Regions from separate parts of the Homo sapiens genome. Here region 1 is linked to region 2. A link is a contact called in ENCODE Hi-C data. All regions are on one chromosome and are shown on one strand. The core of a region is the stretch at or near the end of the contact, and the rest is flanking DNA. Distances in the headings are between cores, read along the strand shown.

Evidence for each region. Hi-C counts contacts between places; a loop is a spot of excess contacts on that map. Pooled maps may share reads with other maps.
Region 1: a pooled map shows a loop between it and region 2 (5-fold over the local background). The contact joins two enhancer-like sites. A Hi-C loop is called at or near these places in 2 of 37 single-sample maps with no recorded cell type and 2 of 50 pooled maps.

The regions. Positions count from the first base shown.
Region 1 is chr6:166,285,666-166,290,805 of GRCh38, forward strand. No RefSeq gene overlaps it. Among named protein-coding and RNA genes, the nearest start is that of PRR18, 20 kb to the right of the region's middle. RefSeq lists an enhancer at 1,385-1,554. Within about 2 kb of position 1,251, at least 5 of the 41 ENCODE cell types and tissues checked have a DNase peak (open chromatin) inside an H3K27ac peak, as active enhancers do.
Region 2 is chr6:167,091,969-167,097,185 of GRCh38, forward strand. No RefSeq gene overlaps it. Among named protein-coding and RNA genes, the nearest start is that of CCR6, 29 kb to the right of the region's middle. RefSeq lists enhancers at 413-472, 1,358-1,427, 1,538-1,907, 3,238-3,297, 3,498-3,577. Within about 2 kb of position 2,208, at least 8 of the 41 ENCODE cell types and tissues checked have a DNase peak (open chromatin) inside an H3K27ac peak, as active enhancers do.

The DNA.
Region 1 (5,140 bases), core at 1-2,500, 810 kb before region 2:
GAATAGAAGAAATTGCATTTCACATAGAGTGAGTATAGTTTCCTTAAATTATTTGCTTCAGATGCACTCACATACATACACACTTGATCACAATTATGTGTATTTCTTACTGGAGGTCAGACAGTCAAGGTCTGGAAGCCACTGTATTTTAGGAAGGAAAAGGAAAAGCAAACCTTCCTCCCAGGGAAGCAGATGAGGATAGAGGAAGCGGCAGTCAGGCCCTGGGGGGCTCAGGAAATGCTGGGGTTCCCTCCACAGTTTGTGTCGTCTGAGCACCCACCTTTGGAAATACAGTGAGGAGTCAGGGAGGAGACTTGTCTGCTCCTTTTACCAACCATCGGAACTTAACCCAGCGCTTAACTTGAGCTTCCTTGTGGGCACACGGCTTCAAGAAGGGGCTGCTCTGTTATTCATCCAGAGCGGCTTCACCATAGTTTAACATGGATTCTCCTCATTAAGCAGCTATATTGCTGGGGGAAAAAAAGGAACTGATAGGGTCATGTTCTTTTTTTTTTTTTTTTTTTTTTTTTTTTGAGACAGAGTCTTGCTCTGTCGCCCAGGCTAGAGTGCAGTGGCACAATCTCGGCTCACTGCAACCTCCACCTCCCAGGTTCAAGCAATTCTCATGCCTCAGCCTCCTGAGTAGCTGGGATTACAGGCACGTTCCACAACACCCGGCTAATTTTTGTATTTTTAGTAGAGGCGAGGTTTCACCATATTGGCCAGACTGGTCTTGAACTCCTGACCTTGTGATCTGCCTGCCTCGGCCTCCCAAAGTGCTGGGATTACAGGTGTGAGCCACCGCGACCGGACTGGTCATGTTCTTTTTGAAAATTGGAAAGATGAGTGAGCTATGCATCTATTTCAGTTACATTAAAATCATGATACTTTATAAAATTATAATACTTTTTTGATCATTTTAAACTCAACATTATCTTGAACCACATTTAAGAATGTAATAAATTTTATTTTTTCTTGTATCTTTTTGATGAAAATTGGACAACTATAACAATTATCTCTCTGCTGCTCGAATTCTTCGATCATTCCTGCACACGAGTCTAGAGAGTTGGTCCTGCACATATGTGGGGACCCTTTTCCACCCAAGCGACAGAAACTGCTGCCAACAGGAGCAAGGCCCCTGGGAAGCAGGCATTCCTTCTTCCTCATTGTCAGGTGGAAGGGGCCGCTGGGGGGATGGCCTTTCTGTGCTTTTGCATTCAGTGGCTCCACAAAGACCTACTTGCCACCTGGCCATAATAGGGAAAAACAACTGAGGTTACTTCCTGTTTCTCTTCATTTGTTCACCCTACTGTGACAGAGCAGACCTCATCCGCTTGGCTATCAGAGGCTGCAGCCAGGACGGAGTGCTGACCTAACAGGAAGAAGATGAAACCGTTTTGAAGGGAATTTCTTTACTGATGACTAAACAGGTTCCCTTCTCCTATCCTGCCGGCCTGAGAGAGACTACGTGTTGGCAAGAGTTAGGCTAGAGGTTTGAGCCTTGGTTCCCTGACCTCCTGATCTCTGACGGTGGCCAAGTCCATGAACCTTTCCGGCCCTCCATGCTCTCATCTCCAAAATAGCACCTGCCTCATAAGTGGGTCAAACGAGTTAAAGGAGTCAATATCTGCCCAGTATTTGGAGCAAAGTCTAGCAGATACTAAATACTTTACAATGATTAGTAATTATTGTCACCTCTCACTTAGTCATTATTGTCACCTCTCATATGCTCAGCAGAAAATGTTTTAAAATAGCTATAAACAATTTATCAAAGAAGAAGTACAGGCCAGGCACGGAGGCTCAAGCCTGTAATCCCAGCACTTTGGGAGGCCGAAGCAGGTGGATCACCTGAGGTCAGGAGTTTGAGACCAGCCTGGGCAACATGGTGAAACCCCGTCTCTACTAAAAATACAAAAATTAGCAGGGCATGGTGGCACACACCTGTAATCCCAGCTACTCAGGAGGCTGAGGCAGAACTGCTTGAACCCGGGAAGTGGAGGTTTCAGTGAGCCGAGATTATGCCACTGCACTCCAGACTGGGCAACAGAGTTAGACTTTGTCTCAAAAAAAGTATATATATACACATATATCTTTAAACATATATATATATTTAAAGATAGATATATATAAATATAGATAGATATATACAAATATAGATAGATAGATATAAATATATAGATATATATAAATATATATAGATATATATAAATATATGTATATATAAATATAGATATATAGATATATATAAATATAGATATATAGATCTATAGATATATAGATATAGATCTATAGATATATAGATATATATAGATCTATATAGATATACAGATATATAGATCTATATAGATATATAGATCTATATAGATATATATATCTATATATCTATATAGATATATAGATCTATATAGATCTATATATCTATATATAAATATAAAGATATATAGATCTATATAGATCTATATATCTATATATAAATATAAAGATATATATATCTATATAAAGATATATATATCTATATATAGATATATATACATATATATAAATATATAGATATATATAAATATATAGATATATGGACATATAGATATATATAAATATATAGATATATATAGATATATATAAATACAGAGATATATACATAGATATATACATATATAGATATGTACAGATATATATAGATATATATACATGTATAGATATATAGAGATATATAGAGATATATATACATATATAGATATATAGAGATATATATAGATATATACATATATAGATATATAAATGTATAGATATATATAGATATATAGATATATATAAATATATAGATATATAAAGATATATAGATATATATAAATATATACATATATAGATATATAAAAATATATAGATATCTATGAACATATATAGATATATAAATATATAGATATATAGATATATAAATATAAAGATATATATAAACATATATAGATATATAAAAATATATATAGATATATATAAACATATATATATATATAAAAAATATATAGATATATATTAACATATATAGATATATATAAATATATATAGATATATATAAATATATAGATATATATAAATATATATAGATATATATAAATATATAGATATATATAAATATATATAGATATATATAAATATATAGATATATATAAATATATAGATGTATAAATATATAGATATATAAATATATAGATATATATAAATATATAGATATATATAAATGTATAGATATATAAATATATATAGATATATATAAATATATAGATATATGTAAATATATAGATATATATAAATATATGGATATATATAATATATAGATATATATAAATATATAGATATATATAATATATAGATATATATAAATATATAGATATATACAATATATAGATATATAAATATATAGATATATATAAATATATATAAATATATAGATATATATATAAATATATATAAATATATAGATATATATATAAATATATATAAATATAGAGATATATATAAATATAGAGATATATGTATGTATTCTGTATTTAATTGCCGTTTTTCAAATGTTTCAAATGTCCATTAAGCCACTACTGATAAAGTATAGCAAGCTCTCCGGCAAATGCGTGGCTGCATTGGCTATGTTCCTCCCCTTATTGGAGGGGCTTTCACAGAGGTAGGAGATGGCCCCATGGTGCAGTTCCGTTTACCAAACTTGAGTGTGCTGGGTTCTAGAGCATGGAACTCCTTAGGTGTAAATATTCGCTCTGCCACTTGACAGCCATGTAGACTTGGGCAAGTAATCCTTGGACTTCAGTTTTCTCCTTGAAAATTCCCACCCCATAAGCATGGGGTCCTACAAGACTCTGCATGATCTACCCCAACTCCCCGATGTCTCATCCAGGGCTCCCCTCTGGGCTCACTCATCATTAGTCAATCAAACTCCCCTGTGGCTCAGTCCTGCCATGCAGCTGATCCCGCTGCCTGGACCACTGTCCCTAGGATCTGATGAGCCAGCCCTTCACCTTCTTAAAGTCTTTGCTCAGATTCACTTATTCCATAACGCCTTCCGGAAGTGCCTAACACTGCAGGCTGCCTCCACCACCCCATCGCCCTTCACCTGCTAGCTTGCTCTACTCTTCTTTTTCCATGGTGCATATCACCTTCTCATTCACTACACAATTCCCCTTGTTATTTATTATTCACTGTCTCCACCCTAGTATGTAAGCCCCATGAGCACATTTTGTTTAGTGCTGCATCTGAACTCTCTGAATGGCACCTGGCATGTATCAGACACGTGGTCCACAGATGACTATGGTGGCCATATGGTGGAGTGCACATAGGGTACCCAGCGCACAGGGGGTACAGCAGGCATGTCGAGCTGTGCTGGCGGGCAGCATTCACTCCACCCTTCTCTGGCCAAGAATCCTCATCTCCCTTTGGAGTACCACCCCCAACACACCATAAGTTCCTGGGAAGACTCACACCACAGCTGCCCTCCCCTTGAAATCTGCAGCCTGAAGAAAGTGGCCTAAGTGCAGAGCAGAGCTGCAGATCCATCCACGGCCCTGAGAGAATCTGCATTAGCTCCTGTGGACTGGATCCCCGGCCTACCTTGGTTCTTCAGTTTTTCCTTCCACCCCTTTTTGAGCCCATAGCCTTCTAATCACTTTCTTCTTTAATCACATTGAAGCAGAGCTGGCTTCTTTTGTGAGAATAAGGAAGAAAAAAATTTTCTCTACCCTCTTAAGTTCAGTGATGGGGGTGTGTGAATTAAACTGACGACAGACAGATTAACAAGAGAAAAATCATACAAATGTTTGCTAAGTCATGTGTACTCATGGGAGCACTCAGGGGGTGGTTAGAATTAGGGGTCTATAAGGGAAAGGGAGTAGGGAGAAAGGGTAATTAAGGAAAGCACATTACTTTTTTTTTCTTTTTAAGTAGAGATAGGGTTTCTCCATGTTGGTCAGGCTAGTCTGGAACTCCCGATCTCAGGCGATCCGCCCACCTTGGCCTCCCAAAGTGCTGGGATTACAGGCATAAGCCACTGTGCCTGGCCCGAAAGCACACTACTTTTTGGAAAGATAAATGGGCCCTCAGGAGAACAGACAGAAGGTATGACAGTCTTGTGACAATGTCT
Region 2 (5,217 bases), core at 958-3,457:
AAGGACACAGGGCAGCGGGAGGAGAGCAGGGCAAGGGCGAGGGCTCCACGGGGCCTCTAAGTCATGGGAGGACACAGGGCATTATCCTGGCGCATGTGGGGTGCCCTGGGGAGCTCAGAACAGAATCCAGACATGATTTGAATCATGCTAAAGCTTTGCCTTCTCTGGAGGGCAAAAGTTTGGGGCAGGAAGGAGTGGGAATGACTGGCTATGAATGTGGGATATACACTATTAATACATCCTGGAGATGGCCAGGAACATTTGCTGATTTTGCTGACGTATTTGATGTGGAGAAAGAATCCAAGCACGACTGCAAGGTTTGGGGCCTGAGCAGTTGGAAGGACTGACTGTTGCTTTGATGATAGCACATGTCGGAGGAACAGGTCTGGGGAGTGAAATTGAGTTTGGCTTCAGATCTGAGACTCTTCTGAATACTCTGAGTGGGGGTCGGCGTCTGGAGTTCCACAGGAGGCTCTAGGCTGAAGACAGCGTGTAGGAGTGGAGTCGGTTAATATGATTATTAACTGGATAGTGTCTTCCCAAAATTCATGTTCACGCAGAATATTATTTGGAATATTATTTTATATTATTTGGAAATAGAGCCTTTGCAGTTGCAATTAGTTATGGGACTCAAAGTGAAATTATCTTGCATTCAGGGCAGGCCTTATGAAAACAGGAGAGAACGCAGAGACGGAGGGTTTGTGAAGACGGAGGCATAGATTGGAGTGATGCATTCACAAGTCAAGGGGCACCAGGAACTGCAGACCCCACCGGAAATGGGAAGCGAGGCTGGGGACGGTTCCCTGCACAGCCTCCAAATGGAGCCACCCCTGACAGCACCTCGATTTCGGACCTCTGGCCCCCGAAGAGTGAGGAAGTAGGTTTCCGTTGTTTTAAACCACATTGTTTGTGGTACTTTGCTGAGGAAACGGACTCAGGGCTCAGCCTGTAAAGGGTGTTTACAGCATGGGTCTGAATGATGCCCTCCAGAACCTGTGCCAGTGTGTGTTGATGTTGGGGGGAGGTGGCCAGGCAGAGGAGCTTCGTGAATCTTCTTACTAACCAGTGAAAAGCAACAAGGAAGAAACAGACGGTGCGTTCCAAAGTAATTCTGGCCAGTGCTGCCTCTGCAGCTCTCTGGGTAAAAGCTCCGTAAAGACTGAAAATCAGGGAACCTCACTCCTACCCTGGTGCCCAGTACTGAAGCTCGGTGCCCAGTACTGAAGCTCGGTGCCCAGTACTGAAGCTCGGTGCCCAGTACTGAAAATCATCCTTACAATATCAGCATTGGCTTGGAGGGGTGTTACATATTTTTAAATATCAGCTTTATTGGGATAACTTACATACAGCAAAATGCATCCATTCTCAGGGTCCACTTCAGTGAGTTTTGACAACGACTGTGTTCCAGTGTAACTGCAACCCCAATCAAGATCTAGAACTTTCTACTCCCACCAGCTTCCCTGAGCTCCCTTCCTGTCAATCCCTCCCCGTCTCTCCCTGCTCCAGGCAACTGCTCACCTGTTTTCTGTGACTAAATAGAAGAGGCTTCCCCTAGGGTTTTGCATACTTGGAACCCTACGGAAGGCACTGTCTGTGCCTGCGTCTTCGCCCCGGCGAGCTGTTTCCAGAATCCTCTGGGCGGTGGCCTCGCCTCCTGGGCTGCGCTGCGATCAGCTGGGGCAGGCTGTGCTTCTCTTACCAACCCTGCTTCGGTGACACCGGGTTGTTTGCCTGACATTGGCCGTGGTGTGAGTGTTGACCTCACAGAAACGGGCCCGGGCTACCAGCCGGGGCTGCGTTCTCCCAGAGCACTGGAGGATACACATCTGCCGGTCACACGCTGGCCATGTCTTTTCACATTCAGAATAATTTCCTGATCACTCTTCTGCCCATATGAGCAAAAGTCCAGTCTCCATGATTGCCCTGCCCCGGCCTGCTCATAGCTCACCCTCCCGTGTTCCCAGGAATCCCAGGAGCCCGCCTCGAGGGCCGTATCCTGCTTCCAGAGGCATCGTGGACAGAGAAAGGAAGCCCGAGGCCCATCCCTGGCTTGACTGCGTGGGACGCGTTCTCCGCTGCCCTTGCTTCCCTCACGTGGAGCGGAGAGCAGGCGCTGAGAAGGGGCCCTGCGTGGTGACCCACTAGGGTTAGTTCAGAGCCTTGTGCACACAGACCCGAGGGGGTTTTCAAAGGAAGCTGACACCCCCGCGAGCTGAGGGCGGCTGTTCTCACGCATGCTCAGTGGCGCTCCCTGAGTGCTGAGAGCCACGGTCGGTGAGAGAGGAGCTTCCTGATGAGCCTCAGACGGTGCTGAAACCAGCCGACTCTGCCCAGGATCCTGAGTCCTGGTTTCCTGTTGACCCTTCCTTCCCTCACGACTTATTTCCCCTGGGAACTATCGATGTTCTTTTGGCCAGTGGGCTTCCGTTGAGGCCATCCTAATCATCAGAGAGGTTTTAGTCGAGTTAAACCTCAAAAGAGAAGGTGTTTCTTAATTTTCCCAGGGGTGCCCTTGGCCCTGATACAGATTTAGCTACCTTCCCCCGAAAGCCTCAAAGTTCTGCAAACTCACAGCCAAGCAAAACGCAGCTGCAGTCGAGCCAGCCTCGAAAGGTCTTACAACTTTCTGCAGTGGCCAGCTTGTTCTCTGTTTCCATGCCTTCCAGAATGAAGAAGATCAGTTCTAAGGTTTCTTACTATTTCTACCAAGAGACGACCATCGGCATTCCACAGACGGCTCCTCTAGCTGTGCACAATGCCTGTTCTTATCGTTATCACCCGCTTCGCGCCAGCGGTTCTCAATACAAATTCCTTGAGGTTTCACAGTCACAGATAGGTTGTATTTGTAGGGAAACAGAAGTGCTTCAGTGGAATACTATTGCTCTTTGTACAGAAACCTGACACCTAGTACTTCTGAATTCTAATCCTAGTTCTGTTAACAATTGGCTTTGTAGCAGCCTAGATAAAGTCAAATTATTTCTCTGTGTAAAAGAAAAACCTAACCAGTAGCAGGGGCACAGTAGTCTATGTGCCTTCCCTCTGGGCTTGTGGTTAGTCAGCAATGGGGGCTTTGTGAACTGCGTAGACCAGCACCCCACAGTCTGTTTCAGTTCCAGTTTATCCCATTGTCTCACGTGATCTTGAGTCATTTAATCATTCTGTGCTTTTTCAGCCTTCAGTGTAACAAAATAATTTACTAAGCACCTAGCAACTTGGGGTTTGCTTGAGGTTGTTATATCTGATTAGATATATCTCTATTAGATATTAGATGTGTCTGTACATGTAAAGTATGATACATTATATCCCCACAAGCCAAACAGGCACACGTAAGGCCAGCTTATAGCATTGAGATTTGGAAGACCCCTTAGAAGGTAGATCAGTGACCAACAACTGGGCAAGAAATTCCCTTGACAATGCAGCTGCTTGAGTAGTTTCAGTTTCAGAGCTCTCCTGTGGCAAGTGAATTATTGGATAGTAGTGACTTATTCATGTGTTAGAAAGTCCTTCTTTGGATGAGCTGGTATCTACGGAAACTTCCCTTATTCTACTTTTGTCTCTGCACCTAGCATAGTTCCTGGTACAGTATATAATGAGCCCTCAGAAAATATTAGGGGAACTGAGAACAAGACTGTTTTCTTCCACACAGTAGCTCTTTAAAATTTGAAGGTAGCTCTCATGTTGCCCCCTAATTTTCTCATTTTGGGACTAAACACACTCACTTGCTATAATTCTTTATAGAGGGGTGTGGCCCCCGATGTGTGGCTGTGGAAAGGCATGGTCCCCAATGTGTGACCGTTCAGGTTGCGTTTCTGAACGCAACTCACATCACTTCTAAGATAGGGTGTCCAGGTCTGGAAGAAATGATCCATTTCTCTACTGATGAGCATAGCAATCTGTGGGCCTGTTGCTGTCCACGTCTGGAATACCAGCTAAGGTGGATTGATGGTGCCGATGGCCCCCATGCATAGGTTCCTGGCACTCCCATCCTCTGGGATGTGGTCCACAGCTCCTCCCATTGCAGGTGGAGGGTCTGCTTCCCCACCCAAGTCTGCCTTGGCCTGAGACTTGCTTTGACCAGTGGAATGTGAGCAAAGTGAGGCTGTGCCAGTTCCAGTCTGTGCCACCAGGTCCCTGCTGGAAACCAGCTTCCATCATGACAGCAGGCTGGGGCTGGCCTGCATGAGGGTGACAGAGCACAAGAGGTACAAGAGTTGTTCCTGTCAAGGCCATTCTGGACCAGCCTGCACTGGCTGACCGATTGACCAGACAGGGAGTGTGCTGGGCCAGGTCATAGTGGCCCTAGGACCACCCTGGAGACTTGGGGGCAATGTTGAATGGTTATCACTGTGTGTCACTGAGGTTTTAGGGTTGTTTCTCGGGCAGTGTTGTTTTGGCAATAGATAATTCATACACCCTACTACTAGCACTGCCCAAGACTGGATTATCTGTGACAGGGACTTATATCAGACTTGTGACCTATGACCTTCGTCTGATCACTTTTATGTATACCAATTTCCCTACCTGTGCCATCCAACATGGTAGCCACCAGTCATGTGTGACTACAGAGTGCTTGAAGCATGTTAGTCTGAAGTGAGATGTGCTATAAATATAAACTACACACCTGATTTTGAAGACTTTCTACAAAAATCTAAACGATCTCACTGACAATTTTTATTGATTACATGTTGAATGTATTATATTTTAGATATATCAAGTTAAAATAAAAATATTTGGAAAATTAATAATTTCAGTTTGCTTTGTTTTGTTTGTTTGTTTGTTTGTTTTGAGATGGAGTCTTGCTCTGTTGCCCAGGATGGAGTGCGGAGGCTGCAACCTCCATCTCCCGAGTTCAAGAGATTCTCCTGCTTCAGCCTCCCAAATAGCTGGGATTACAGGCATGCGCCACCACACCCGGCTAATTTTGTATTTTTAGTAGAGATGGGGTTTCTCCATGTTGGCCAGGCTGGTCTCAAACTCCTGACCTCAGGTGATCCACCTGCCTTGGCCTCCCAAACTGCTGGGATTACATGTGTGAACCACTGCGCCCGGCCTCGGTTTGCTTTTTTGAATGTGGCTGCTAAAAAATTAAAATGACATACGTGGCTCACGTTACATCCCTGCTGGACAGCAGCGTCCCAGACAGAGCCCTGGAAACCTACATGTTTCTAATTTCCTTATCTTCATATTTTATTGTTTTCAGCTCAGAATTCCAACCAC